2 separate regions of the Homo sapiens genome follow, and region 1 is linked to region 2. Evidence: chromatin loops called from intact Hi-C (ENCODE). Cell type or tissue: heart left ventricle. All regions are shown on one strand. Each heading gives the region's core, and the rest is flanking DNA. Links, peaks and the distances in the headings are about the cores only. Region 1 overlaps GNAI2 (G protein subunit alpha i2). Region 2 holds the start of HYAL1 (hyaluronidase 1).

Region 1 (2,901 bases), core at 382-2,881, 48 kb before region 2:
GTCTTCTAAAGAACATTTGCGGCCGGGCGTGGTGGCTCACGCCTGTAATCCCAGCACTTTGGGAGGCTGAGACAGGCGGGTCGTGAGATCAGGAGATCGAGACCATCCTGGCTAACACGGTGAAACCCCGTCTCTACTAAAAATACAAAAAATTAGCCGGGCGTGGTGGAGGGCGCCTGTAGTCCCAGCTACTCAGGAGGCTGAGGCAGGAGAATGGCGTGAACCTGGGAGGTGGAGCTTGCAGTGAGCGGAGATTGCGCCACTGCACTCTAGCTTGGGTGACAGAGCAAGACTCAGAACATTTGCTGCCACCTGTTCTGTGCCAGGCTTCAAGGACACAGTGATGAGTGGAGCAAAGTCCCCATGCAGTGACAATTTAGGGTGTTAGTGAAAAGGTAGAGGTGGAGTTGGCCCAGAGACAGGATTGCTGAGCTCTGAAGGAGAGTCAGCCAGGGGAGGAGTGGATGAGGGGATTCCAGGCAGGGGCATAGCATGTGCAGCATCTCGGGGTGGTGGGGAGCTGGCTGTGCTTGAACATAGGCTGTGGAGGCTGGCTGGAGGGGGCCACAGGGGAGGAAGTTATCTGGGAGGTGACAGGTGTGTGTGTAGGTCAGAGCCCCTGGACCTCAGCTGTGACCCTCGCTGGCCCTAGGCTGAGGAATTACAAGGGGTCCCAGGAATCCCAGAGGCATGACAAGCCTGCACCCTTTCCACAGTTCTGAACTCCTTCCCTGTGGTATCTGTCATGTACTTGGACTGGTGCAGGGTGCTGAGGACCCCACGGGGAACAGGATAGACAGGCTAATAGCCATTGAGGATGGCTGCAGGGGACATCCACAGGCTTTGGATGGTGTCACCAGATAGGCTGCTGTCCCTGTACTCTAGCCTTCCCCTATCTCTGCTTAAGCCAGTCCCCTCTGACTGGAACACCCTTTTGCTCCTATTGTTCATCCAATCCTGAGCCTACCCATAGGGTGGATTTCAGCAAGGGTGGGTGGGAGGAGGAGGAGGGTCTTGCCTGGCTGTGATTCCTGAGCCCTGTCCAAGCCACATGAACAGCCTCCTCCTACCCTTCTTACATGGCCTGAATGCTCTTGTGAATATGTACCCCCTACAGGAGCTGTGGAGTCACAGCCAAATGCTGTGGGGGCCCCCAGGCCTCACCACTGCCCCTCCCTGAGATCTCTGGCCCAGCCACCAGCGAGCTTGGGGTCAGAGCAGCAGGGACCTTGGTGCCCATGATACTCAAAGGAAGCAGGAATAGAGCCACCTCCAGGCCACCTCCTGCTTCTCCATCATCCTCTTTCTCTATTCTCCAGACATTAGGCACCCACTGTGTGCCCAGCACAGTTTTGGGAGTGAATACAGGCCCTGTTCTCCCAGTCAGGTTTAAGCCTTGATAGCTCCCCCTGGGAATGGGTTGCGGATTGGAACACCACAGGAAGCAGGGCTCCTTCAGCCCCTCTTCGCAGCAACCCTCCAAGTGTGCAGCGAGTCAGGGGGTCCCTGGGGCGAACCCACCTGTTGGGGAAAAGGGAGAGGCTGGTGTGGAATGCACCATGGTACCTCCACATTGAGGACTCTGGCAGTAGGGGGCGGGGCATGGTATGCGGGTCACAGCACATGCGTCATCCTTCCCCATGGCCCTTCCTGTTTTTCTGTTTTGTCCCTGCTACTCTGAGATCATTTCCCTCTGGCCTGGTTTGGCCTGGGTGCTGGTGGGAGCCAAGGGCCAGCCCCAGCAGCCTTGCCCCAGGAATGAAAAGTCAGCTCTGGGCAGCAGCCTGGAGGCCTGGGACCAGCCTCCAGGGCATGGCAGGGATATTGAGGCAGGCAGCAGAGGCAGGCCCTGCAGGGGTAGCCTTGATACTAATTAAGGGAACTGGTAATGAGGAGCCCCTGGGACCCCTGCCAAGCAGGTGTCTGTGCCCTCCCCCTGAGGAACCCAGATTTCATTGGGCGCTGGGCAAAGAGCCCACTGGACCTGGCAGGCCCCAACCTGTCCAGCACCACATCGAGGGACCGCACCCGGCTGCTCTGCGGCTAATGCCGTAATTGCGCCCATTAGCATCCTGAATCCTTCACCGAAGGACTAATTTGCCTCCTCCCACCCTCTTTGCCTATAGCTCCAACATCCTGGATCCTGTCCGAGGCAGGTCTGGCTCAGACCCTGGGTGCTGGAGCTTGGCTGGCTAGCTGTCCACAGAGCTGCACCTCCTCCCATTCCCATTCTACAGGTGGGAGGCCGGGGGCTCTGAGTTCAGGTTTCTTCATTTGAGCAATGAGGTAATGCAGGCAGGGGTTAAAGAAACAAGGGCTGTGCCTAGGCCAGGCGCAGTGGCTCACGCCTGTAATCCCAGCACTCTGGGAGGCCGAGGTGGGCGGATCACCTGAGGTTGAGAGGTCAAGACCATCCTGGCCAACATGGTGAAACCCCGTCTCTACTAAAAATACAAAAATTAGCTGGGCGGCAGGCGCCTGTAGTCCCAGCTACTCAGGAGGCTGAGGCAGGAGAATCGCTTGAACCTGGCAGGCAGAGGTTGCAGTGAGCCAAGATCATGCCACTGCACTCCAGCCTGGCAACAGAGTAACACTCTGTCTCAAAAAAAAAAAAAAAAAAAAAAAAAAAAAGCAAGGGCTGTGCTTGAGAAATGGCATGGGAGGGAAGGGGCCTCTTGCAGCTGGCCCAGGGTCCAGCTAAGGAAGCCCCATGCTGGCCCCCACTGACCCTCCCACCCCCCATCCCCAGCTACCTGAACGACCTGGAGCGTATTGCACAGAGTGACTACATCCCCACACAGCAAGATGTGCTACGGACCCGCGTAAAGACCACGGGGATCGTGGAGACACACTTCACCTTCAAGGACCTACACTTCAAGTGAGCGAGCATGTGGACAGGTG
Region 2 (2,901 bases), core at 155-2,654:
CCGAGGCGGATGGATCACGAGGTCAGGAGATTGAGACCATCCTGGCTAACACAGTGAAACCCTGACTCTACTAAAAAATACAAAAAATTAGCTGGGTGTGGTGGCGGGCGCCTGTATCCCAGCTACTCGGAGGCTGAGGCAGGAGAATGGCATGAACCCGGGAGGCAGAGCTTGCAGTGAGCCAAGATCGTGCCACTGCACTCCAGCCTGGGTGACAGAGTGAGACTCTGTCTCAAAAAAAAAAAAACGAAGAAAATGTCCCAAAGCTAAAGTACCCCAAGGCTGGACCTAATATCTGACAAGGCAGGTTGACAAGGTGGGCAGGTTACAGAAGACTCACCAGGGGCAGAAAGTGGTTTGTCGTGTCATAGAAGATCTGGACATAGGGCAGCACCGGCAGATTGGGGTCACCAGCAGCCACAGCCACACGGAATGCCTCGGCCACACGGTGTTGCACATACATCTGTGACTTCCCTGTGCCCTCCAGCACTGCGGGCATGTAGATGCTGGGATAGAGGGCACGGCTCTGGCCCCACAGCCACCCTAGCTGGTCATTTTGGGCACGGATGCCTGATGGGCACTGGCCGGTGTAGTTGGGGCTTAGAAAGTCATAGTTGTAGCAGTCAGGGAAGCCATAGAAGCCCCAGAGGCCGCGAGGACGCAGTGCCCGCCCCAGCTGGAGGGTGCCTGCCATCCAGGCCCGTGCAGCTCCCTGGAACTGGTCCTGGGCTACTGCCTCCACCTGAGGAGCTGGCCAATCAGGGTGCTGTGCCTGTACCAGTGCCCGTGAGCGCTGCCGGTAAATGTCCTTGGTGTCCCAGTTGAAGGCCCAGCGTGGGCGCCATGCCTCCCAGTCGATGACTGCCAGCCCTGAGAAGTCAGGAGCAGGTATGGCAGCCAGGATGTCCTGGAATGTGCGGGCCAGGTGGGCAATCAGGCTGGCATTCTGGGGCAGACCACCAAACACAGGCTCCCCAGTGGGCGTGTAGTAGGGGTAGGTGCCCAGCTGGGAGCTATAGAAAATTGTCATGTCAGGGCCGCGGAAGGTCTGCCCTGGGTTGGCTACCACATCGAAGACACTGACATCCACGTCCACACCGTGCCTCTCCAGGCACCACTGGGTGTTTGCATTCCAGACGGTGGTGAAGGGCCGGTTGGGTAGCAAGGGGCCCCTAAAGCCTTGGGCCATATCGAGTAAGGTCAGGAAGAGGGCGCAGATGGGAAGCAGGTGGGCTGCCATGGCACGGGACTGGTCGAGGACAACCTGGCCAGGGGAGGCAGAGCTGAGAACAGGTTGCAAAGTCTCCGATTCCCCCACTGCTCAGGGCTGGGGGGCTGAGCCCTTGCGCATTAATCCACCGCTGCTCTGGTTTCTGTTAAACATTGACCTGCAGGGCTCCAGGAGGGCAGGGGAGACGCATGGAGGGGAGCATGGCCACTGGAGGGCACATCCGAGTTGCCTCTCAGACCAGGCCTCTGCCATCTCCCACAGGACTTGCTCTAGCCTAAGCTCGCCCACCCCTGCTTCCCCATGAGCCACTGAGGCCATGACATATGTTCTGGGAAGAGTGGCTGACAGCCAGGCCCTCAGCCCCCAGGCTGACCCGACCAAGGGGGGGAGGCCTTCCTGTCTCTTCCACCAGAAATCCTGGCAGCCACTGGAGGAAGATCCAATGGCCTCAGTGACCAAGGACAGGTCAACCCAGCCCTCCTGTACACCCGCCAGTCTGCCCGCTCGTCCCTGCTGACCTTGGGGCTGAAGGGCCTTATCCTCCAAATTTCCTGACCCCAGGATGGGGGCCTAAGCAGGGCCTGGCCAGATTCCACCCCAGCTGCACCAGAGACTCCTGGAGGAAGGAGCCGCTGCTGGAAATTCTGAGCTTTTGTAGGGGGTCACCCCACCCAGGCCAGGGGCGGGCCAAGGGGCGGGCCTTGGATTAGGAGGCCAGGCCAGCCAGGCATCAGGGCTACCTCTGAATCCCTGGCAAAGGGATCTTGGTTGGGGGTGGGGCTGGGCCAACAGTGGCCCCTCCCACGCTGTCAGCACTAGGGCAGGGCTTTGTGGCCTTACCTAGGCTGGAGGAGGTGGGCAGGGGCAGACCCTGCTGGGCAGGCCTGTTTGTGACACTGGAGACCGGGTTCTTTCGTGTCTTGTGCTCAGGGAGTGTTCTTTGTCCACGTGGCTGCATCTGACATTGATGGGCCCTAGGCACTTTACTTTCGTGGATCTTTTCCTCCTTAAAAAAAATATTTTAAAATATGGCCAGGCATGCCAGGTGCGGAGGCTCACGCCTATAATCCTAGCACTTTGGGAAGCCGAGGTGGCAGATCACGAGGTCAGGAGATCGAGACCATCCCGGCTAACATGGTGAAACCCCTTCTCTACTAAAAATACAAAAAATTAGCCGGGCGTGGTGGCAGGCGCCTGTAATCCCAGCTACTCGGGAGGCTGAGGCAGGACAATCCCTTGAACCCGGGAGGCAGAGGTTGCAGTGAGCCAAGACTGCTCCACTGTGCTACTATACTCCAGCCTGGGTGACAGAGAGCGACTCCATCTCAAAAAAAAAAAAAAAAAAAAAAATATATATATATATATATATATATATATATATATATATATATGGCTATAGTCTTAGCACTTTGGGAGGCTGAGGTGGGAGAATTGCTTGAGCCCAGGAGTTCGAGACCAGCCTAGGCAATGTAGCAAGACCCCATCTCTACAAAAAAATTAAAAATTAGCTGGGCATGGTGGTATGTACCTGTAGTCCCAGCTACTTGGGACACTGAGGCAGGAGGAGTGCTTGAGCCCAGGAGGTCATGTCTGGGTTACACTATTATATATTAATTATTAATATATTTACATTTATATTCTTCTTCTGATTAAAAAAACATTTTGTGGGC

The links. A loop is a pair of places that touch in the nucleus more often than their neighbours do. Peaks named below come from ENCODE experiments on the same cell type or tissue, not always from the same donor. Only the 100,000 strongest peaks of a DNase experiment are listed, where the experiment ranks them.
Region 1: a loop joins it to region 2, with 2.4 times the contacts of the local background. A loop is called at or near these places in 14 of 110 quality-filtered maps.

The regions. Positions count from the first base shown.
Region 1 is chr3:50,253,443-50,256,343 of GRCh38, forward strand. It overlaps GNAI2 (G protein subunit alpha i2), which reads left to right. Exons shown (of 9, transcript NM_002070.4): 5 at 2,750-2,878. Among named protein-coding and RNA genes, the nearest start is that of LINC03143, 5.3 kb to the right of the region's middle. In heart left ventricle, for the core only: no CTCF peak of the experiment used is centred there; a DNase peak (open chromatin) is centred at 1,599; H3K27ac peaks cover 2,500 bases.
Region 2 is chr3:50,301,717-50,304,617 of GRCh38, forward strand. It overlaps HYAL1 (hyaluronidase 1), which reads right to left and starts at 1,858. Exons shown (of 4, transcript NM_033159.4): 1 at 1,750-1,858; 2 at 341-1,264. The coding sequence starts at 1,240. RefSeq lists enhancers at 1,342-2,276, 2,094-2,263. In heart left ventricle, for the core only: a CTCF peak has its summit at 1,432 (motif pointing right); DNase peaks (open chromatin) are centred at 455, 915, 1,505 and 1,925; H3K4me3 peaks cover 2,078 bases; H3K27ac peaks cover 2,267 bases.